Regions from separate parts of the Homo sapiens genome. Here regions 1 and 3 are each linked to region 2. Evidence: chromatin loops called from intact Hi-C (ENCODE). Cell type or tissue: K562. All regions are shown on one strand. Region 1 holds the start of TRL-CAA3-1 (tRNA-Leu (anticodon CAA) 3-1). Region 2 holds the start of TRS-CGA2-1 (tRNA-Ser (anticodon CGA) 2-1). Region 3 holds the start of ZNF391 (zinc finger protein 391).

Region 1 (8,000 bases), 390 kb before region 2:
AACTGTGTAACGAAATGAAACATGTAAGGATGACTTCCGGTGGTGAAATCACAGTTCGGATAGTCTGAGGAGAAGGGGGAATGCCTAGAAATCCATGTACAGAACAGCCCCACTCTGTTGCTATGGCCTCCTCTTGTCCAGAAAAGTTCCCACTGGCCCTGGGGCAGCATCAAGTTGGAGCTACTGCATCAGGACTTAAGTCACAAAGAGCAAAGTGACCCCACAGGGTCAGGGTCGTAAGCAGAGGTCTATGCGAGTCAGGAGGCCTGGGTCAGAGGGAGAGGGCAGGGCCGAGAGCGGGGAGTTACTGGAGGAAGGGGAGAGGTGACGTGGAAACGTCTCCTTCATATCTTGTTCCTCAATTCCCATCTTGGTCTCCAGTACTGTAAGAATTATTCAATTCCGCACTAACAGTTGTATTCTTCTACCTTTCCATTCTGTAATCAGTGAGTTCGGAGCTCCTGTTTAGTCGGGCAAATTCCAGAGAGAACTTTTGCGGCTGGGATTCAGCCAGAAGGCGAGCCGTAAGCCGTGATTACTCATCATGTATAGTTTCAAGGATTTTTGTCACAGTGTCAGGATGGCCGAGTGGTCTAAGGCGCCAGACTCAAGCTTACTGCTTCCTGTGTTCGGGTCTTCTGGTCTCCGTATGGAGGCGTGGGTTCGAATCCCACTTCTGACACAGCCTGATCTTTTGTTTTTCCCTACCAGATTTGTACCGAAAGTTTCGCCAAGGAATGCCACAATAGTTCAGCCGTTTCTACCTCCAAGATTTCCCTCCCCAACCGATGTTCGCCAAACAGGGTCTCGCAAAGAGAGAGGCATCTCTCTTACATCAAACCAATCGACAAAGGAAAACCCCACATTTACAGAATCCTGGGATATTTTCAGTGCCATTTGGACGCAGTCCCGCAGCACTGTTGGAGATCATTTTCTCCTGCGAGAAAGTAAGCAGCGGATTTCCATCTATTGGTCTGTGAATCCGCTAACATAAAAATTAAACAAACAAAAAAAGAAAAGAAAAGAAAAAAGGCACGAGAAAAAGGTCTCCGTTCTCAGAGAGCCCTGTAGGAATGTTCCAGATTCCTGTATATCGTCTGTCTCTCTGAAAGGGGAGTCGGACATTGATCTGACCAGCAACTGTCGTAAACTCACACCGCTCTAGCAACGACGGTAACACCCAGTTCTTTTCCTTAGCCGTTCAACTGATCAGTCAACTGATCAGTGACTAAAATCTTCACTGCTTTTCTGCACACGTAAAATAATCTGTTACAAACTTCTACCAAAAGATTTCCTAGGTTACCTCTAAAACCTAAGAGGAAAGAACCCTCAAGATTATGACACTGCTGAAAACAAGTTTGGGTCATCAATAACAAAAGAAATAATCATCCTGTTAAAAAGAAACTAAGTTTAAAGCTTCTTCTGAGATTGCTTCTCAGAATTATCTGATTTGGATATCCTTTCTGTCTCTTGTTTTTGAAGATAAAAATTGCATTATATGAAGTATACATAGATTGAAATCTTGGGCTGAAAATCAGGGTCTTAGGTTTTTTTTGCAATATTAACATTACCTGGGTTATCCTCCTGTATAACTTTTAAATTATTACCCAGCAATTCCACTTCTAGGAATCCACCTCAGTGAAATTCCAGCTCAGCTCCATGATTGACCTTGCCAAGTACAGTCCTTCTAGCATTTTGAGGTAGCAGATTGTTAGAGGCAACCTAGATGTCCATCAGGTATACTGCCTATGGTTTTCATACTATGCAGCAGCCACAAGTGACCAAGCAGGTGTACATGTAGCAGGATGAGTGGATTTTTCAAACCGTGTTGAGTAAAAGAAAAGAAGTTAGGATTTATTTTTTTTTTTTTTTTTGAGATGGAGTCTTGCTCCCTTGCCCAGGCTGGAGTCCCATGGCGCAATCTCGGCTCACTGCAACCTCCACCTCACGAGTTCACGCCATTCTCCTGCCTCAGCCTCCGGAGTAGCTGGGACTACAAGCACCCACCATCACGCCCGGCTAATTTTTTGTATTTTTAGTAGAGACAGGTTTCACCGTGTTAGCCAGGATGGTCTTGATCTCCTGACCTCGTGATCCGCCCGCCTTGGCCTCCCAAAGTGCTGGGATTACAGGCGTGAGCCACCACGCCCGGCCAGAAGTTAGGATTTAAATCACGCAAATCAACAACGTATTTTTCAAGGATAGTTTATTATAATTTTGTCCGGGCGCGGTGGCTCACGACTGTAATCCCAGCACTTTGGGAGGCCGAGGTGGGAGAATCACTTGAGGTCTGGAGTTCGAGACCAGCCTGGCCAATATAGCGAAACCCCATCTCTACCAAAAACACAAAAATTAGCTGGGCGTGGTGGGACGCGCCTGTAATCCCAACTACTTGAAGGCTGAGGCAGGAGAATCGCTTGAACCTGGGAGGCAGAAGTTGCAGTGAGCCAAGATGGCGCCACTGCGCTCCAGCATAGGAGACAGAGTAAAACTCCATCTCAAACAATAATAATAATAATAATAATAGGCCGGGCGCGGTGGCTCACGCCTGTAGTCCCGCCCCTTTGGGAGGCCTAGACGGGCGGATCACTTGAGGTCAGGAGTTCGAGACCAGCCTGGCCAACGTGGTGAAACCCTGTCTCTTCTAAAAATACAAAAAAAATCAGCCAGGCATGGTAGCGCGCGCCTGTAGTCCCAGCTACTCGGGAGGCTGAGGCACAAGAATCGCTTGAACCCAAGAGGTGGAGGCTGCAACGAGCCGAGATCGCGCCACTGCACTCCAGCCTGGGTGACAGAGTCAGACTCTGTCTCAAAAATAATAATTTTAAATATTTTAGAGAGGGTGCCTGTATGTTGGGAGAGAGGAAAGGGCTGTATGGTGGGCATGACAAAGAAAAACAACATAACAGTAAAGGAAAAAGAGAGAGAGAAAGAGAAAGATTTCATTGACCGATAACAAAAATGAGCCATGGATAGTTTGATTAATTTACCTCTCCAAACCTGACGCCTCTTCTTCCTTTCTTACCCGCCTCCATGATTAATTCCACTTTTTCACTCTTCTCACCTCTGCACATTCACAAGCACCTACCACCCTTTCTTGCTCCAGGAACCTCTTAAAATGATAAAATTATTAATTATTTTTCTCCATTCTCCACCTTCATCTTTTCCAACCATTCTTTTGAATTGGGGCAGTTCATTTTTCTGTTACTGATTTTATTTCTGCTTCAAAGTATTCACAGTGTATTTTGGGCTAGGTGGGGGAACCGGAAAAGTAAAAATAAAAATATTGCATGACTTTTGTTTCTCTCTACAAAGCACCTGCTTAGGACGCTGAATACTGAGCTTTGAGGGTCCCTCTAGCCAGGAAACTGTTACGGAGCCAGATGGTAACTTAGGAAGCACTGTTCTGAGTATTTGCCACTTTCCCTATTGTTTCATTTCTGAATTAACCCGAAAGATAGCAACATAAGGTATTTTGATGATGCTATGTTTAGCATCATTTAGAATAGCACCGGGCAAAATAATAAATACCGTTGTGAAAACCAGGAGCGTACGCCACCCATCCGAGGTCTTTTCCTCCTTTGTCGGAGTCAGCGTCTGCTGACTACGAGTTACATAATGAAACTTAAGGAGTAACAGTGCGTGTCAGGATGGCCGAGTGGTCTAAGGCGCCAGACTCAAGTTGCTACTTCCCAGGTTTGGGGCTTCTGGTCTCCGCATGGAGGCGTGGGTTCGAATCCCACTTCTGACACAGCTATTTTGCCCCTTTAATCCTAGGATTGGGGGACTGGGTGCCGTGGTTTACACCTGTAATCTCAGCACTTTGGGAGGCCAAGACAGGTGGATCACCTGAGGTCAGGAGTTCGAGACCAGCCTGGCCAACATGGCGAAACCCCATTTCTACTAAAAATACAAGAATTAGCTGGGAGTAGTTGTGGGTGCTCGTAATCCCAGTTACTTGAGAGGCTGAGGCAGGAGAATCGCTTAAACCCGGGAGGCGGAGGTTGCAGTGAGCCGAGATCATGCCATTGCACTCCAGCCCAGGCGACCAAGCAAGACTCCCTCTCAAAAAGCCAAGAGGAAAAAAAAAAAAAAAAAAAAAAGCAAAAAACCACTAGGATTAGGGGACTAAGCGGGGAGGATTGTTTGAGCCCAGGAGTTCCACCCCGTCTATAGAAAAAATGAGCGGTGCTTGGTGGCGCGCGCCTGTAGTCCCAGCTACCTGGGTAGGAGAATGGCTTGATCACTTGAGCCCAGGAGCGCGAAGCTTCAGTGAGCTGTATGATCGCGCAACTGCACTCCAGCCAGGGCGACAGCGCGAGATCGTGTCTAAAACAAACAAAAACAGGAGAAAAGGGCTTGAGATGTAGATTTTACCAAAACCATTTTGCAACTACCACCTTTCAGGAGCTTTCCCCAATGCTTCCGACCACATTTTAACTTAACAAGCCCGTGAGTGGGACTTACGTATTCCCTGTATAATTATTTTCAGCATCTTAATGGTTTCTGCGAGGGTATGCGATAGGCTGGAGTATTATTGCACAATCGTCTGGTTTCCTTCCTCAAGGTCAAACCACCACCACCACTTCCCCCCACCCCCTCCCGCCTTTCTTCTTTCCATGTTTCCCCGTTCTTCCTCTCCCTCGCTTATCTAGACCCCCTTTGATTCTTTCTTTGGTGATGGGAGAAGGGATGTGAAGTGAAGGGACAGGATGTAGGTTATTACGGGACGCATGTAAGAGAAATATAAGACCATGATGGATGAACAGAGAGATCTTCGTCTTGATTTAAAACTCTACCGAGTAATATATATATATATATATATATATATATTTTTTTTTTTTTTTTTTTTTTTTTTTTTTTTTTTTACAAATCCCTCGTTTTGTTAAGGTGGGAGACATACATCCAATATTTACTTTCCATTCTGTTCCGTAGTAATGTTTTCAATTACTGCCCCAAATTAGCAGCTTTCAGAAACTTCATTTCCTACAGAAATGAAACAACGAACATACACGCAGAAGACAATCCAAACATACTCGAATGTACTGGCAAACAGCTATTGCAAGATCCTATTTTATGTACCCAACGATCAGGGGTGAATTGTTTTTTGTTGCTGTTGTTTTTGTTTTTGGTCTTCAAATGGAGAACTTCAAATGTTACCGGGAAGTGCAAAGTCCTCCGTTCTTGTTTTTTGGTTAAAAGAATTTAAGCAAGAGACAAACAACAACGAAGATAACACCTTAAGGCAGTTTATTGCAAAAACGAAAGTACACTGAAAGCTGAGTCAGAGCAGGCTTCTTGAAGATGAGACAGCGCCAGCTGGCACTGGGGCAATCCCCTTTTTGGGATTCTTTTTTAATTTTATTTTTATTTTATTTATTTATTTATTTGGAGTGCAGTGGTGCAATCTCGGCTCACTGTAACCTCCGCCTGCCAGGCTCAAGCAATTCTCCTGCCTCAGCCTCCGGAATAGCTGGGACTACTGGAAAGCGCCACCACACACGGCTAATTTTTGTATTTGTAATAGAGACGGGGTTTCACCATCTTGGCCAGGCTAGTCTCCAATTCCTGGCCTTGTGATCCGCCCGCCTCGGCCTCCCAAAGTGCTGGGATTACAGGCGTGAGCCACCGCACCCGGCCGGGAGTCTTATATGTTTATTCAAAAAGTGGCAGGCAGGAGGAGGTGTGACTAGTAAGCATGTTTTGGGTGATCCTCTGGGTGCACATGCGCTGTGGCTATACATGCTAGTACATCCATTGCATGTCTCATTAACATCTTAAATCTCCACCCAAGGGTATGTTTTTTACTATTATAATGAGCAAAAGGTTACTTTTGGGGCAAGCAAAACTGGAGCAAACTATACTCCTCTTGCCTTCTTGGGGTGGAAAGTCCCTTGTGGTGTTAGTTCCTGCTTGAGCCAGATAAGTTCAACTGCAAGAAGGGTCCAAGGGCTCTTGAAGTCTCAAATGCGGCTGATGTGTTACAACAGTCATGGCCCCCTTCCTGGGTGTGCCAGAGATGGAGGCCAGCCTGGAGCCCACCTCCCTGTTCATATTTAACTGTTGTTTATTATTATTATTTTGAGACAGTGTCGCTCTGTCGTTCAGGCTGTAGGGTAGTGGTGCGATCTCGGCTCACTGCAACCTCCGCCTCCAGGGTTCAAGTGATTCTCTTGTCTCAGCCTCTCGAGTAGCTGAGATTACAGGGTGCCACCACCACGCCCAGCTAAAACCCGACGGGGATTCACCACCTTGAGCAGCCTGGTCTCCAGTGATCCCGTCGCGTCTGGATCCAAAATGCTGGGATTACAGGCGTGAGCCGCCGCGCCCGGCCAAACACAGCATTGTTTTAAAGGCAATGTGCAATAGTAGCAAACATAAGCCTCTTGAATCAGATATATGTGTTTAAATTCCAGCTCCATCACTTCCGAAAGTAAAATGTGTGGTGTTTTATATTATTTAGATCATTTGTGAAACTTTTCTTCATCTGCAAATGTAGGGAAAATTCTTCAAAATTCTTTGGGTATTGGCCGGGCGCGGTGGCTCACGCCTGTAATCCCAGCACTTTGGGGGGCTGAGGCTGGCGAATCACCTGAGGTCAAGAGTTCGAGACCAGCCTAGTTAACATGGTGAAACCCTGTCTCTACAAAATTACGAAAATTAGCCAAGTGTGGTGGCGTGCGCCTGTAATTCCAGCTAGTCTACTCGGGAGGCTGAGGCAGGAGAATCACAGGAACCCGGGAGGCAGAGGCTACAGTGAGCCGAGATCGCGCCATTGCACTCCAGCCTGGGCCACAGGGCAAGACTACGTCTCAAAAAAAAAAAAAAAAAACTTAAAAAATCTTTTGGGGATTAAAAAGAATTTGAGCAGTTACTCAAGAGACCATTCAGCTTCATATTTCTATTTACTGCCTCGGGCATTTTTACCGATTTGCAACAACTCAAATTCTCTGCTCCATCGCCATTTCTGGACCAAGGTGTCCTACCTTCCAAACACTTCAGAAAATGTGCTCGGAGTACCTTTTTCTCTGACAATTAAAATCTTTCAAACTTATACCTCACACCCCATCATGTGCTCGTCATCCAGCATTTGACTTCCCTGTCAGGACTTCTTTCGTCCTCTTTTGAGCTCCCAAAATGTACTGGTGTTGTCAGTCACATGAAAAGCCGAAAACCTGACTTTCATACAAATATAACATGAATGTAGTGTTTAAGATTTCATATATCTCACTAATTACTAAGTCAACTGAGAAAACCCCTTCAAAGATGAATTTGAAGAACAAACAACACACAATAGAAAGGCTGAAAATTGTATCTCAACTGAGTAAAATCTTAGGGTTAATGTAAACATGAATCACTTGCGTTATTATCACTTTTCTATAACTTAACTTCTACCATCACAGAGCTTAGCCTAGTGAATAGAAAGTCAAAGATGCATAGCTCTAAAAAAATCAGACACTTGCTAGAGGGTCTGCCAGACAATGCCAAGCACGTCACTGAAAGGAAGGACCCAGTAATTTCTGTTGTCGATTTTTAAGTCTGACAATTCTTTCTGACACATATGACATGTTATAAAAGTTGCTTTGAAGTAAACATGGGAGATTGTTAAAGGAGATGGAGTCTTGTTGTTTGTTTGTTTGTTTCTTTGGAGGTTATTTAGTTCTGACCTTGGTCTTCAGTTTGCCAATTTATACAACTAGGTGTGTAGATATTTAATTTTAATATTTGACGTCGGGCGGAACATTTAAAAATCTTTTATGCTTTCCTTGGTTTACATTCTTTCTAATGGACTCTTTATATTTCCAACATGAATAAAAATGAATGTATTATTTTACTTTTGTTCTAAATCTTTCTTCTATATCTCCCTACTTGATTATTTTTATTTAAAATGTCAGCTGTATTATGTAGTGTAAAGGGACTCCAAAATCCACAAAGTCCAAATAAGGTATTTCTTAGGCTCAATACAATGTGCCAGTCAGTTGAGATGGTCAAAATCTAGC
Region 2 (8,000 bases):
TGGGCGACAAAGGGAGATCCAGACTCAAAAGAAAAGAAAAAAAGTCGGTAGGTCAATATTGTTTTTTAAATTTGGATTTAAAAAATTAAGATATAATTAACATAACATAAAATCCAACTTTTGAAGGTGTACAATTCACTGCTTTTTAGTGTATTCACAGACTTGTGCAACTATCACCATTATCTAATTTCAAACCATTCTCATCATCCCAAACAAACTCCGTACTCATTCCCCTCTTTCTCCAGCCCCTGGCAAATATTAACACTTTCTACCTTTACAGATTTGTCTATTCTAGACATTTTCTATAAATTGAATCATACAATATGTAGCTTTTCGTGTTTGGCTTCTTTTCCTTAGCATAATATTTTCAAGGTTCATTCACTTTGTAGCACGTATTGTAACTTTATTTTATTTTATTTTATTTATTTATTTTGAGACAGTGTCTCGCTCTACAGCCCAGGCTGGAGTGCAGTGGCGCCATCTCGGCTAACTACAACCTCCACCTCCCGGGTTCAAGAGATTCTCCTGCCTCAACTTTCCGAGTAGCTGGGATTACAGGCGCGCATTACCATGTCTGGCTAATTTTTGTATTTTTAGTAGAGCCATGCTTAGTAGAGCTGTGTTGGCCAGGCTGGTCTCGAACTCCTGACCTCAGGTGATCCGCCCTCCTCGGCCTCTCAAAGTGCTGGGATTACAGACGTGAGCCACCATGCCCGGCCTAGAACTTTACTTCTTTTTGTTGTCGAATGTTTGAATTTTTTGAGTTGTCTTTCCAGAGATCTCTTTGAACCAACCCATTTCTCAGTATCAGTTGGGAAAAAAAAAGAAAGGGGAGATTTAAAAAATGCAATTTCCAGGCCGGGCGCGGTGGCTCACGCCTGTAATCCCAGCACTTTGGGGAGGCCAAGGAGGGCGAATTGCCTGAGATCTGGAGTTTGCGACCAGCCTGGGCAACACGGTGAAACCCCTGTCTCTACTAAAATACAAAAAATTAGCCAGGCCTGGCGGCGTCAGCCTGTAGTACCAGCTATTTGGGAGGCTGAGGCAGGAGAATTGCTTGAACCCGGGAGGCAGAGGTTGCAGTGTGCCGAGATGCAGCCAGTGCGCTCCAGCCTGGGCGACAGAGCGAGACTCCGTCTCAAAAAAAAAAAGAAAAAAAGCAATTTCCGAAGAGACTTAAGGTCTCAAATTTCAGTTTGATACTTAACTTTAAACCAGACTTAAAGGTCACGATTGTGATGTGCAGCAGTACGGTGCAAGGTGAAGAGCCAGATCAGATGAATTTTCTTTCAAAGGACTTTAAGAACCGGTTTCTGTCATCAGTTTGAAAACACACAGGATATTTTTCTTAAAAAAAAAAAAAAAAAAAGCCAAGATTAACACCCGAGCCAGCCAGGAGTCGAACCTAGAATCTTCTGATCCGTAGTCAGACGCGTTATCCATTGCGCCACTGGCCCTCGGTTGCGCTTTTGACTACTGGCCACTCAGTCTGCGTCTGTCGATTATCTATCATTGATGTACCCGCTTTTTGTTTTTGTTTTTGTTTTTTAATGAGACAGAGTCCTGCTCTCTCGCCCAGTCTAGAGTGCACTGGCGCGATCTCGGCTCACTGCAACCTCCGCCTCTCGGGTTCAAGCGATTCTCCTGCCCCAGCCTCTTGAGTATCTGGGATTACAGGCGCGCGCCACCACTCCCGGCTGATTTTTGTATTTTTAGTAGAGACGGGGTTTCACCATGTCGGCCAGGCTGGTCTCCAGCTCCTGACATCAGGTGATCCGCCCGCCTCGGCCTCCCAAAGTGCTGGGATTACAAGCGTGAGCCACCGCCCCCTTGTGTCTATTGCACTTGTGAAAGCTTCATTAATTTATGCAGTCGGTGCATCTGCTCATTCATTAAATAATTTCATTTTTTAAACATACTTGTGTTGGATACTGATGCTTTGTGTGGAACAGTGATCAGAGATCCAAATACTTTAAAAATTTTGAGATAATGAAAAAGAAAATGGAATACTTTCTTGAGGTACACATCATATGTTTTCCATTTCATTCTCCAAAGAACCATAACAAAAGAAACATAACCAAAGAATCCTTACAGAGAAAATAATTTCATACTTTATGCAACAGAAAAGACATTAAGAAACATCTCCCAGGCCGGGCGCCGTGGCTTACGCCTGTAATCCCAGCACTTTGGGAGGCAGGTTGATCACTTGAGGTCAGGAGTTCGACACCAGCCTGGCCAACATGGTGAAACCCTGTCTCTATTAAAAACACAAAAAATTAGCCTGGCGTGGTGGCGCGCGCCTGTAATCCCAGCTCATCGAGAGGCTGAGGCAGGAGAATCGCTTGAGCCGGGGAGGCGGAGGTTGCAGTCAGCCGAGATCGCGCCACTCCACTCCAGCCTTGGTGACAGAAGGAGACTCCGTCTCATAAAGAAAAAAAAACGAAAAGAAAAGAAAAAAAGAAAGAAGTGGGCACATCAAGTAAACAAATGTCAACGACAGTAACTCTATTATGTACATGATGTTCCAAAGCAGAAAATTTCTTTATAAATATAAATATCTGAAGGGAGTGAAACTTATTTAAATTGACCACAAAGACAATCGCGCTTTGCTAGAATCCACAGTCTTGTTCAATGTACGCCTGGTTGTATTGCAAACCAACTATTTTCTTAGTGATCCTAATGAAGAATAGATAATCGAGAGACCCACAACGACGGGCCAGTGGCGCAATGGATAACGCGTCTGACTACGGATCAGAAGATTCTAGGTTCGACTCCTGGCTGGCTCGGAGGCTTATTTTCTTCCCCCCCCCACACACGAATTCTCGCTCTTGTCCCCCAGGCTGGAGGGCAATGGCGCGATTTCGGCTCACTGCAACCTCCGCTTCCCGAGTTCAAGCAATTCTCTTGCCTCAGCCTCCCGAGTAGCTAGTAATACAGGCGCCTGCCACCACGCTCGGATAATTTTTGTATTTTAAGTAGAGACGGGGTTTCACCATGTCGGCCAGGCTGGTCTCGAACTCCTGACCTAAGGTGATCAGAGCGCCTCGGCCTCCCAAAGTGCTTGGATTACAGACATGAGCCACCGCGCCCGGCCTTTTTTTTTTTTTTTTTTTTAATTTTTAAAGAAAAATATCATCCTGTGTGTTTTCCGTTTTTTCTTTTTTTTTGAAATGGAGTTTCGCTCTTGATGACCAGGCTGGAGTTCAATGGGGCAATCTCGGCTCACCGCAACCTTTGTCTCCCGGGGTCAAGCGATTCTCCTGACTCAGCCTCCCGAGTAGCTGGGATTACAGGCATGCGCCACCCACGCCTGTCTAATTTTGTATTTTTAGTAGAGACAGAGTTTCTCCATGTTGGTCAGGCTGGATTCGAACTCCCGATCTCAGGTGATCCGCCCACCTCAGCCTCCCAAAGTGCTGGGATTAGAAGCGTGAGCCACCGCCCCCTTGTGTCTATTGCACTTGTGAAAGCTTCATTAATTTATGCAGTCGGTTCATCTGTTCATTCATTAAATAATTTCATTTTTTAATATACTTATGTTGGATACTGATGCTTTGTGTGGAACAGTAGAGATCAAAATACTTTAAAATTTTGAGATAATGAAAAAGAAAATGGAATAAAATACATTCTTGGGGTATACATCATATGTTTTCCATCTCATTCTCCAAAGAATCATAACAAAACAACCATAACCACAAAACCATTACAGAGGAAGTAATTTCCTCTGTAATTATAAGACTCTATGCAACAGAAAAGATTTTAAGAAACATGTCTCAGGCTGGGTGCGATGGCTAACGCCTGTAATCCCAGCACTCCAGGAGGCCGAGGTGGGTGGATCACCTGAGGTCAGGAGTTCGACACCAGCCTGGCCAACATGGTGAAGCCCCGTCTCTACCAAAAACACACACAAAAATTAGCCGGGCGTGGTGGCACATGCCTGTAATCCAGCTCGGGAGGCTGACGCGGGAGAATCGCTTGACCCCGGGAGGCAGAGGTTGCAGTGAGCCTAGATCGCGCCATTGCACTCCAGCCTGGGCAACAAGAATGATACTCCGTCTCAAAAAAAAAAAAAAAGAAAAAGAAAAAGAAAAGAAAAAAGAAAGAAAGAAACATCTTCCTTCCCCAAATTAGGTAAATTGATATAATAATTCAAGAAAGGTAAACATTTTGGCTGGGCACAGTGGCTCACACCAGCACTTTGGGAGGCCTAGGCGGGAGGATCGCTTAAACCCAAGATTTAGAGAACAGCCTGGGCAACATAGCGAGACACGGCGCTGCTCCCCACCCCTCCCCCGCCCTGCCCGTCTCAAAAGAAAAAAAATGGTAAACATTTTAACAACAAAATTCATTTAGCAACCTAGAAACTTGGAGTTAATATAAATATAAAGTTAAATTATAACAGTCATCATTAGATAAATTGGCTAAATATTATTTAAGGACTCAATGTAGGCGAAATAGGCATGTGAAAATGCAAAAGTATTTATAAACGGGGGTGGGTGGTCCTCTCCTCTGAAAGTGAGAAGCTCGGTAGTTTTGGGCCCCATTGCAGCCACAGTGCACAGCGCCTTTATCCCGACTCCTTCCTTGTAGCCTTGGCTAAGTTGTGTATCCGCCTTTTGTCTCAATTTCCTCATTTCTATTCACTGCTTTTTTTGTTGGTTTTGTTTTTTTGTTTTTGCTTTTTTTTTTGGACAGGAAGTAGGATTTACGGCGAGTATTAAGAGGAGGCAGCACAGTGGAAGCCCTCATGAATGCAAAGCCCTCCCTTGTCCAGAGGGCCACGATCGGGGATGTACTTGATCCCACAGCCATCTGGGATGAGCTGCTTCTCAGCCACCATGTCTTCAAATTCATCTGCATCGAACTTGGTGAAGCCCCCCTTCTTTGAAATGTGGACCTTCTGGCGGCCAGGGAACTTGAACTTGACCCTGCGAAGGGCCTCAATCACATGCTCCTTGTTCTGCAGCTTGGTGCGAATGGACATGATAACTTGGCCAATGAGAATCCTGGCCACAGTGCCCTGCGGGCTTTCCAAAGGCACCTCCCATACCTGTTTGGAGCCTGTCAGTCCCAGCACAGGACAACATCCTGTTGATGCAGATGACGTGGAAGGGGTGCAGCCGCACTCGGATATGAAAGCCATTTTTGCCACAACTTTTTACTATGTACTTATTGGCACAAATTTGGGCAGCCACCAGGGCTTCAGAGGAGAGCTGCTCATATTCATCTGACGCCATGTGACCAAAGAGAGGAAACTCATCCACTTTTGCTTGCTTCCCAGGTCTAAGATGCGAATCTTGGCATCAGGGACACCTCAGCAGAAGCAAGACTTTGGATACGGCTTGTTTTCACAATACCGGTAACAACGGGCGCGGCGGCGGCCCATGGTGACACCAGGATCTTCAGTGGCACGCCGAAGGGAAAGAGCTCTATTCACTTTTTTTTTCTTTTTTTTGGAGACGGAGTCTCGATCTGTCACCCAGGCTGGAGTGCAGTGGCGCGCTCTCCGCTCACTGCAAGCTCCGCCTCCCGGGTTCACGCCATTCTCCTGCCTCAGCCTCCCGAATACCTGGGACTACAGGCGCCCGCCACCACGCCCAGCTAATTTTTTTTTTTTTTGTATTTTTAGTCGAGACGGGGTTTCACCGTGGTAGCCAGGATGGTCTCGATCTCCTGACCTCGTGATCCTCCCTCCTTGGCCTCCCAAAGTGCTGGGATTACAGGCGTGAGCCACCGTGCCCAGCCTGTTCACTCTTTTTAAGAGTGCCAGGCACACACATACTAATGGATATTTATGATCTTAGATCTTTTAAATTATCATCAGCCTGGTTTGTTTTTAATACCACAGAACTACTTAATGATGCTTACCTACATTTCTATTATCAGTACAGGGAGTTTTTGTTGTTGTTGTTTGTTTGGTGTTTTTTTAAATTATTATTTTATTTTAATTTTATTTTTTTCTCTTTCTGTCACCCAGCCCCAGGCTGGAGTGCAGTGGCGCGATCTCGGCTCACTGCAACCTCCGCCCCCCGGGTTCAAGCAATTCTCTGCCTCAGCCTCCCGCGTAGCTGGGACTACAGGCGCCCGCCACCACGCCTGGCCTCCGAAAGCGCTGGGATTACAGGTGTGAGCCACTGCGCCCGGCCTGGGGAGTTGTATTTTTATTTTTATTTTTTATTTATTTTTTTGAGACGGAGTCTCGCTCTATTGCCCAGGCTGGACTGCAGTGGCCTGATCTCGGCTCACCGCAACCTTCACCTCCCGGGTTCAAGCAATTCTCCTGCCTCAGCCTCCCAAAGTGCTGGGATTACAGGCGTGAGCCACCGCGCCCGACTGAGGGGAGTTGTATTTTTAAAGCAAAATTTCCTCTTTGCCGTTAGAATCTGTCGCTGCTTTCCCATTTAGCAATCTCAAAACAAAGTGAGCAGCTATTGTGAAAGCCCAAGAAGCCCCAGGCTTCCTGTGGACTCTGAGGAGTAGGTAGATCTTTGATGGAAGCACCGCCCGGGGCTCAGGGGTTCACTGAGGCTCAGCTGGGAGGAGCAGGTCCGGGTGCTTAGGGTAAAGGTGGGCGGTCCAACACAGAGTTCGAGATAGGACGCGGCCCTCTTCTCAGTTTGTATGTGAAATAAGATGAAAGACTGAGAGTCACAGCGATTTGTGATTTAGAAAAAAAAGAGAGAGAGAGGTACCGAGAAGCGCTGTGAGCAGGATTTGAACCTGCGCGGGGAGACCCCATTGGATTTCGAGTCCAACGCCTTAACCACTCGGCCATCACAGCCCTCTAAATGGTTACTATTTATGCATCAAAAACACATACGCATAGGGCCCTGCATGCTGTAATTCTCACTGCTAGCCTCTCTTGTTTATTTGTATGTGGGGCTGTGGGGCTGCAGCTGTTTACTTTCAAGTGGTGCCTGCATATTGTACAGAACATACAGAACATCTATAAACCATTCTTGAGTTTTTTCTTCTTCAGTCAACTGGTCATTTAGAACTCTTATGAGGCCATAGATGTAGATGTACACACACACACACACAAATAAACAGAAGGCAATATAGCAAGAGTAGATGCCATAAACAGCTGTGCCACTTCCTCATGCAACCTACTTGTGCCTTTAGGAGCTGCTCAAGCTTTATTTAATACATCCCATTTCCATTTGATAATGGAACGCTGCTGTGCATGTCTAAATTTATGGCTTGGTAACACACACTATCCAGTTCAAGATCTGCATCTGAGGCCATATGGTAATGTGGTGGTATGTGGTCAAGCATTCAGACTGTACTAAGAACCTGGTTAAAAAAAAAAAAAGCTGGTAAAAGCTACTTGTCTAAAGAAGAGTAGTTACCCACAGAGGATGGCAAAACTTTGCTCTGAAATTCTAAAGTTCTGTGCCGTGATTCACCTGTAGAAATTTGCCAAAGCCTCCAGATAACATCCCTCTTCTCTGACACTTGAAGAAAGATCAATTCTTCTGGTTCTTATGGTCCCAGTGGCAGAGTCGCTTGAGCTGCAACGTGGTCCTGTTGCAGAACCATTTCCTGTTCTAGGCCCCCACTCAAAACTGGGATATTTTCAGGTTACTTGATAAATGGTTTGGTGTAGCGTGCCCAAATGTTGCCTCCCAAATCCAAAGAGTTCTACTCAGTATGTTCTACTCAGTATTGTACCACTTTCTTTCTTTCTTTTTTTTTTTTTTTTTTGAGACGGAGTCTGTCGCCCAGGCTGGAGTGCAGTGGCACGATCTCGGCTCAATGCAAGCTCCGCCTCCCGGGTTCACGCCATTCTCCTGGCTCAGCCTCCCGAGTAGCTGGGACTACAGGGGCCCGCCACGCCCGGCGAATTTTTTGTATTTTTTTTTTTATTATTAGTGACGGGGTTTCACTGTGTTAGCCAGGATGGTCTCGATCTCCTGACCTCGTGATCCGCCCGCCTCGACCTCCCAAAGTGCTGGGATTAGAGGCGTGAGCCACCGCGCCCGGCCACCGCTTTCTTAATA
Region 3 (8,000 bases), 180 kb before region 2:
ATCTTGACTTCAGAGTGCTGTAGGGGTATAGAGAGTGACTGCCTCCCAGACCCAGTCCCTGAAAGGCTGCAGTAAATCTCAGCCTCACTAACAGCCCTATCTATGTAACCGATGGAGTAAAGTCTCTGGCTTTGGCTCATACCTATAATCCCAGCACTTTGGGAGGCCGAGGTAGGCAGATCACCTGAGGTCAGGAGTTCGAGACTAGCCCAACATGGTGAAACCCCATCTCTAATACAAATATAAAAATTAGCCAGTCATGGTGGCACACACCTGTAGTGCCAGATACTCAGGAGGCTGAGGCAGAAGAATTGCTTGAACCTGGGAGGTAGAGGTTGCAGTGAGCCAAGACTGTACCACTGCACTCTGGCCTGGGCGACAGAGCAAGACTCCATCATCTCAAAAAAAATAAAATCAATAAAGTCTCTGGCCTCCACTGAAGTGCAAGTGGCATCCTCAGCACAATTCAGGGAAACATCAGATAGAGGCCCAGAGCTATAGGCACTGACTAGGTAATCTGGATTTTGGTTATAGCTCCATTGGTAGCTATATAGAAACCAGGGAAAAATAAACAATCTGGTTTTATGTCTCCTCACCTGCAAAATGAAGATGCTGGACTTGATTGGTCCAAAGCTATCGGATACCTAGTAGTTTAACTTTAGATCCCAAACTTTGAGGCACATAGCCATCTGCTTAGACTAAGGGGAGAGAACTAGAATGAATCTACTCTTTTTCAAATCCTCGGAGACATGTAAGATCTCAAGGTCCGTGTTTCAGATGAAACCATTCAAGAAATAGGCCAAAAAAAAGCCTGTGTTCATTAATCATCTAATGATGAATTAGAGTGAGGGAGTGTTGAAGATATTAAGGACAGTCAACAGGCAAATGAAGAATAGTCCCCTTGGCAAAATTTGGCAGACTCATCTAAGAACGGAAGTTCCTTTAAAAGAGAAATAAATGTGTCTCTGGTTGGTATGATGAAACACACGTTCAGAAAAGAGGGAAGAATACTTAACTCATGTGGAATATGGATCTTATGGAGAGGTAGACAGTTGCCTTTCCATCTTCTGCCTCCTCTTGGTTTTATTTTTAATGAAAGGCAGAAATGGGCAAAGGTCATAGTCCAAGGCATCCAGAACCTCTGTCTAGTAATGTCCACATCTAGCCTGTTGAATGCAACCCTAAGGATTAAGAAGTAATGATTGGGAGGCCAAGACAGGTGGATCACCTGAGGTCAGGATTTCAAGACCAGCCTGGCCAACATGGGGAAACCCTGTCTCAACTAAAAATACAAAAAAATTAGCTGGGCGTGGTGGTGGGCACCTGTAATCCCAGCTACTTCAGGAGGCTGAGGCAGGAGAATCGCTTGAACCCAGCAGGCGGAGGTTGCAGTGAGCCAAGATAGTACCATTGCACTCCAGCCTGAGCGACAAGAGCGAAACTCTGTCTCAAAAAAAAAAAAAAAAAAAAGTACAATGAATGCCCCAAAGTAATCCCATCTCCTCTCAGATATAAAGAAAATGACAATGGACAGTTATGTCTGGGTTTCAAGTTCATCTTTTATGATAAAAGACAGATCTGAGCCAATTCCAAACTTTCTCTAAACCCTTTAGGTGATCCAGCCTCTTTGACGTTCTCTTCATATGGGGTATGAGTTCAAAGACACTATGGCACTAGTCCCCTTACTTCTTCCTGAGGGTCAAAATAGAAGACAGATGACACTGCTTACAGCTGCACTTCCTTGGTCAAGTCACTTTTCTGAAAAATCTCGTCCCACATTATAAAACACCATTACTAGCATGTGCTTGTCTTTTCTTACAAAACTTTCATCAATACTGCAAGTTAAACTATGGCAAAACATTTACAATAAAGAATATCATATATAGTATAAGGGAGATGATGCTATTGCTGTGCTCATCTCACATCAATGAATTTGAAAACTGTGATGGTGTATGTTTAAGGAAAGATGCTGTCAGAGGATTTATGAGTCTCCCTTCAGCAGCTGCTGCTCTAGAGCATGGAGAGATGCATTCTTTTTCCTGGCTTTGGAGGATGTATGTAAGATGGGAAAAGGAAGTCTAGCGGATGTGACAAAAGTTTCAGGGATAGCCCCCAAACATATTTCAGAGATGCTAGGAGGTTAGGGCTATACCTTTATCCAGAGTCCATCCAAGGGATTCCTCCACCATAATGTGGAAAGTTGCCTCTCCTTTTCTCCTTTCTTCCTCATACTTTCATTATTTGAGTCACCTTACTGCTCTCTGGATACTGTATCCCTACAAAATCATTATTCTCTTAAGTGGTCACAACATGCTGCAGCCCTAGCCAACCTGGTGGTTTGCTATTCCTTTATGTGACTCAAACTTTTTAGCACTAACAGCGCTGGCCACCACAGTTACCCTAATTATCTAAAATTCTTTTGACATTGCTTGTCTCTCCTATAATCAATTCCTGATCCAGGGATAATTCTCCTTTATTTTCTACCCCCTTCAGAAGGAAGAAGGTTTTGAAGGGTCAGGAATAGGGCTTCTCTGGGTGCTTTGTTTTGTGGCACTAGGTTGATTGCTTCCTGGAGCCTTTGCCAATCCACAAAGCAATCAGCAGAACTGCCTGGGCAGCCTCAGTTTAATCACAGAATAGAGAAAATCTTGTCCTACCAAAGGTGATCTTCAGGTAACAATGTTCCCAGATATTGGCTCAAAGCACAAACTCACACATAAAGCACAAACTCAATGATCCACAGTAACTGTCAATACACCCACAACAAATAATTAACAACTACTTTATTCAAGTACCAACCTTCATCATCAGAAACATAAACTAAGGACTGGCACTCAAGCAAGTACTTCTCTTTTTTGGGGGGGAGGGGCGCGGAGTTTCACTCTTGTTGCCTACGCTGGAGTGCAGTGGCGTGGTCTCTGCTCGCTCCAACCTCTGCCTCCCGGGTACAAGTGATTCTCCTGCCTCAGCCTCCCGAGTAGCAGGGATTACAGGCGCGCGCCACCACTCCCACCTAATTTTTGTATTTTTAGTAGAGAACGGGTTTCACCGTATTGGCCAGGCTGGTCTCGACCTCAGGTGATCCGCCCGCCTTGGCCTCCCAAAGTGCTGGGATTACAGGCGTGAGCCACTGCGCCCGGCCAAGCAAGTACTTCATCTCTGTGTGCCTCAATTTCCTTATCTGTAACATGGGCATAATAATAGTACATTACTTCATAGGGTTGATGCAAGGATTAAATGAGTTAATGCAGGTAAAAACTCTTGGAGCAGTGCCTGCACTCAGTAAGCACCTGGGAAACACCCCAGTACCGAAGACCTCCCTCGCCCAGCTAGAGGGGAAGCAGGGAGCAACCCTGCTCTTTTTCATCTCCCAGGGATACACCCGGGGAAAACCACTGGCTGTCACTGCCGCAGAGGGACTAGGCTGGCCCGCCAGTGAGACGAGCGCTGGGGGCTTCATGACCCCACGCCACGCGGCGTCCCAACCGTGGAGGTGCCTCCTGACCCGACCTGCAGCCAAACCACACGCGACCCTTTCGCCCGTTTCCTTCGAAGAACCCGTGTTTCCGCTTTCCAGAACCTCTAAGAGCACCCACCTTGGTCCCGGGGCCCTGTAAGCCTCACTCACCGGCCGCCTCCGGCCGAGTACCCCCGACACACCCCGGGCGGGTCCCGCACTTGGAGCGGAACCTGAGTGCGCTGGGCTTGGGGAAGTCGGAAGGATTAAAGAGAAACCCATGCGTCGAACCGCTGCTCCAACGCCCATCAGGTTCCCTAAGATCACAGGCACTCTTCCACTCAGACTGCTGCTGATCATGCTCTGCTCGGTATGCGGGACCAGTCATTGTCTGGGCAGTCGCCTGGACCTAAGTCTCCTGACGCGGACGACCAGTTGCAAAACAGAGACCACACTGAGACTGAGCAACGTATCAGCAGCGGTCGCAGCTCTGCGCTTGCGCCTGAGAGCCAGCTACAGCAGGGCTGTGCTGGGATTCACTTTCGTGGAAGGTTTTGCAAAGCCCCTCCCCTGGTATGCGAGAGGCTGAGAGGTTGGCGCTAGAGGCAAGAGGAAGGGGGTCTGCGAGAGGTGCCGAAGACCACCTTAATACACTGCAAAGTATAGCCTAGACCGGTGGTTCACAGAGTTTTAAATAGCGTACACAAATAAATCACCAAGTGAGCTTGTTAAAATACAGCTTCACAAGATTTACACTCCGAGATTGACTCGTTGGCCCGGAACATTGCATTTTCAAGGGGCACCCCAGATGATTCTGATGCAAGTGGTCTCTCCAGCCTGTCTGGAGAAACTGGCTCCGTTGCACAATCTAGTTGCTTAAATACTGTTAAATGCAAGACATGTCTCAAATTTCACCAAAAGAAAAAAATGAATAAAATCAGGACACTACCCTAATCTAGTAGATTTTTTAAAATTCCAGATAATTTTAATATAAGGTAATGAAGTTGCACAATGTGCCCTGGGAGTTCAGAGCAGGGGAAACTTATGGAACGAGGGACACTGGAGTGGTTTGACTAATGGAAGATTTAATGGAAAACATAAAGGAGGGCAACCTTACAAATAGTTGAGGAACTAGAAGAGTGGAAAGCATGTGCAAAACTGCAGGTCTGATACATGACAGCTGTGCACAAGTACCATAGAAACATCAAGTAAGTATAAAGCATGAGCCATGAAGTACAAAGGAGCAGGATCCAAATTATAAAGCTGGAAAGAATTAGATAAAGTCTAATTTTATCATTTCCTATTTTTAAAAATTAAAAACACTTTCAAACTGTGGTAAACTATGCACAACATTAAAGTTACCATTTTAAAGTCATACAGTAAAGTTTTTAGCGTATTCACAACAGCACCGTCACTATCTAATTCTAGAACATTTTCGTCATCCCTAAAGATGCCCATTGAGCAGTCTCTATTCCCTGCTCCCCACAGTCCCTGGTAACCTTTATTTTACACTATGTTTCTATGAATTTGCCTGTTCTAGATATGCCATATAAGTAAAATAATACAATATTTGTCTATTTATGTCTGGATTATTTTTAATTAGCATAAAGTTTTCAAGGTTCATTCATACTGCAGCATGTATCCTTCATGCCTTTTAATGGCTAAATAATATTCCTTCGTGTATATGTGTGTGTTTATACACAAACAGTGTATAAATATACATACATAATATTTTGTTTATCCATTAATCTCTTGTTGAACACTTGGGTGGTTCCTGCCTTTTGGCCATTGTGAATAATGCTGCTGTGAACATTGGTGTACAAGTATCTGAGTCACTGTTTTCAATTCTTTGGGTATACACCTAGGCATTGAATTGCTATATCATATGGTAACTCTGCAATCAGCTTTCTAGAGGAACCATCAAACTGTTTTCCATAATGGCTGCATCGTTTTACATTCCCATCAGCAGTGCAGGAGGGTTCTAGTTCTCCACATCTTTGCTAACACTTGTTAACTTCTGTTTTGTTGTAGTTGTAGTATTATAACCATCATAATGGGTATAAGCTTTATCTCATTGTGGCTTTAATTTGCATTTCCCTAATGGCTAGTGATGTTGAGCATCTTGTCATGTACTTATTTGTGTGTCTTCTTTGGAGAAATGTCTGTTCAAATCCTTTGCCTATTTTTGAATTAGGTTTTGTTGTGTTGCATGAGTTTTTGTATATTCCAGATATTCTTCTTCAGATATGATTTGCAAATATTTTCTCCCAGTCTGTGAAGTTTTTCTCTCTTTTGATAGTGTCCTTTGATGCATAAAACTTTTTAATTTTGATGAAGCTCCATTTATTTATTTTTATCACCTGTGCAATACTTGAAAATTACATTGTCTAATAAAGATTTTTATGTTTTCTGCTAAGAGTTTTATAGTTTTGCTTCTTAAATTTAGGTCCTTGATCCATTTTGGGTTAATTTTTGTAGATGGTGTAAATACTACAACTTTATTATTTTGCATTTGGATATCCAGTTTTCCCAGCACCATTTGTTGAAAATACTGTCCATTTCCCATTGAATGGTCTTGGCACTTGTTGAAAATCAATCAATCAACCGTATATGTGAGGTTTATTTCTGGGCTCTCTTTTCTATTTTATTGGTCTATATTCCTATTCTTATTCCAGCACCACACTCTTTAGGTTACTGTAGGCTTGTGTAAAGTTTTGAAATTATGAAGTATGTGTCTTTAAACTTTATTCTTTTCTCCAAGGTTTTCATTGGTTATTCAGGGTAATTTGATTTTCCATGTGAATTTTAGGATGGGATTTTCTATTTCTGCAAACAAATGTTGAAATTTTTATAAGGAATACATTGAATCTGTATATCAAATTGTATTATCATCTTATCAGTAGTTAGTCTTCCAACCCATGAACATGGGATGTCTTTCCAATTATTTAGGTCTTCTTTAATTTCTTTAAGCAATTGCAGTATTCAGCATACAGGTCTTTCACTTCCTTGGTTAAATTTATTCCTAGGTATTTTTATGCTATTTCTAATATGTATATATTCATTGCCATAAATTCCCCCTAAGCACTGCTTTCACAGCATTCTATAAATTTTGATAAGTTGTGTTTTCATTTTCATGTAGTTTGAAGTATCTTTTAATTGCTCTTGGCATTTCTTCTTTGACCCATGTATTATTTAGAAGTGTATTGCTTAATCTCCAAGTATGTGGGAGATTTTCCAATGATCTTTCTGTTATTGATTTCTAGTTAACTCTAATGTCATCTGAGATAAATCATTGTATGATTTCTATTCTTTTAAATTTGTTAAGTTATGTTTTACAGCCCAGAACATGGTCTATATTGATTAATGTTCCATGTGAGTTTGAGAAGAAAGAGTATTCTGCTGTTCTTGGATGAAGTCTATAGATGGCCATTATATCTAGTTGATTGATGATGTTGTTGATTTCAACTATATCCTTACTGATTTTCTGCTTCCTGGATCTGCCCATTTCTGATAAAGAATTTTTGAGATTTCTGTGATAGTAGATGCATCTCTTCCTTCTTGAAGTTCTATCAGTTTTTGCCTCATGTATTTTGAAAGTCTGTTTTTAGGTGCATACATATTAAGGATTATGTCTTCTTAGAGAACCCTTTTCTCATTACATAATTCCCTTTTTTATCCCTGATAGCTCTCCTTGCTTTGAAGTCTGCTCTGTCTGAAATTAATGTAGCTACTTCTGCTTTCTTTTGATTAGTGTTAGTATGGTATAACTTTATTGATTTACTTTTAATCTATATGTATCTTTATCTTTAAAGTGAGTTTCTTGTAGACAACATATATTATTTCTTCACAATCTCTGCCTTAAAATGGTGCATTTAGACCACTGATGTTGAAAGTATTATTGATATAGTTGGATTAATATCTACTACGCTTAACTGTTTTCTATTTGTTGCCTTTGTTCTTGTTCTTATTTTTGTCTACCACTTTTTCTGACTTTTTTTGTTTTAATTGAACCCTTTATATGATTTTATTTTTCTTTTTTATTAGCATATTAGTTACACTTCTTTTTTCTAAGTGGTTAATCTAGAGTTTGCAATATATATTTACAACTAATCTGAGTCCACTCTCAAATAACACTATAAAGCTTCATGGGTAGTATGGCAAGTACCTTATAATAAAAAAAATCTTTTTTTTTTTTTTTGAGATGGAGTCTCACTCTTGTTGCCCAGGTTGGAGTGCAGTGGCGCGATCTTGGCTCACTGCAACCTCCACCTCCCGTGTTCAGGCTTCTCCTACCTCAGCCTCCTAAGTAGCTGAGATTACAGGCACCCGCCAACATGCCCGGCTAATTTTTGTACTTTTAGTAGAGATGGGGTTTTGCCATGTTGGCCAGGCTGGTCTCGAACTCCTGACCTCAGGTGGTCTGCCTGCCTCGGCCTCCCAAAGTGCTGGGATTACAGGCATGAGCCACAGCACCTGGCCAATAACAAAATAATTCTAATTTTTTCTTTCTGTTCCTTGGTTCATTGCTGTCACTCATTTTGCA

Evidence for each region. Peaks named below come from ENCODE experiments on the same cell type or tissue, not always from the same donor. Only the 100,000 strongest peaks of a DNase experiment are listed, where the experiment ranks them.
Region 1: it touches region 2 in a loop (2.8-fold over the local background); 3 of 110 quality-filtered maps call a loop at or near these places.
Region 3: a loop joins it to region 2, with 2.8 times the contacts of the local background. A loop is called at or near these places in 2 of 110 quality-filtered maps.

Annotation. Positions count from the first base shown.
Region 1 is chr6:27,598,320-27,606,319 of GRCh38, reverse strand. It overlaps TRL-CAA3-1 (tRNA-Leu (anticodon CAA) 3-1), which reads left to right and starts at 3,645; the gene lies at 3,645-3,751. TRL-CAA2-1 (tRNA-Leu (anticodon CAA) 2-1) reads left to right here and starts at 575; the gene lies at 575-682. RefSeq lists an enhancer at 4,225-4,725 and a cis regulatory region at 5,629-5,801. In K562, no CTCF peak of the experiment used is centred here; DNase peaks (open chromatin) are centred at 629, 3,719, 4,189, 4,579 and 4 weaker places; H3K4me3 peaks cover 5,005 bases.
Region 2 is chr6:27,208,630-27,216,629 of GRCh38, reverse strand. TRS-CGA2-1 (tRNA-Ser (anticodon CGA) 2-1) reads right to left here and starts at 6,781; the gene lies at 6,700-6,781. It overlaps TRR-ACG2-2 (tRNA-Arg (anticodon ACG) 2-2), which reads left to right and starts at 2,714; the gene lies at 2,714-2,786. TRR-ACG2-3 (tRNA-Arg (anticodon ACG) 2-3) reads right to left here and starts at 1,457; the gene lies at 1,385-1,457. It also overlaps the pseudogene RPL10P2. RefSeq lists an enhancer at 987-1,487. In K562, CTCF peaks have their summits at 1,853 (motif pointing left) and 3,458 (motif pointing left); DNase peaks (open chromatin) are centred at 1,429, 2,709 and 6,689; H3K4me3 peaks cover 2,699 bases.
Region 3 is chr6:27,384,672-27,392,671 of GRCh38, reverse strand. ZNF391 (zinc finger protein 391) reads right to left here and starts at 3,913. Exons shown (of 3, transcript NM_001076781.3): 1 at 3,597-3,913. In K562, a CTCF peak has its summit at 3,677; DNase peaks (open chromatin) are centred at 3,711 and 3,811; H3K4me3 peaks cover 1,772 bases.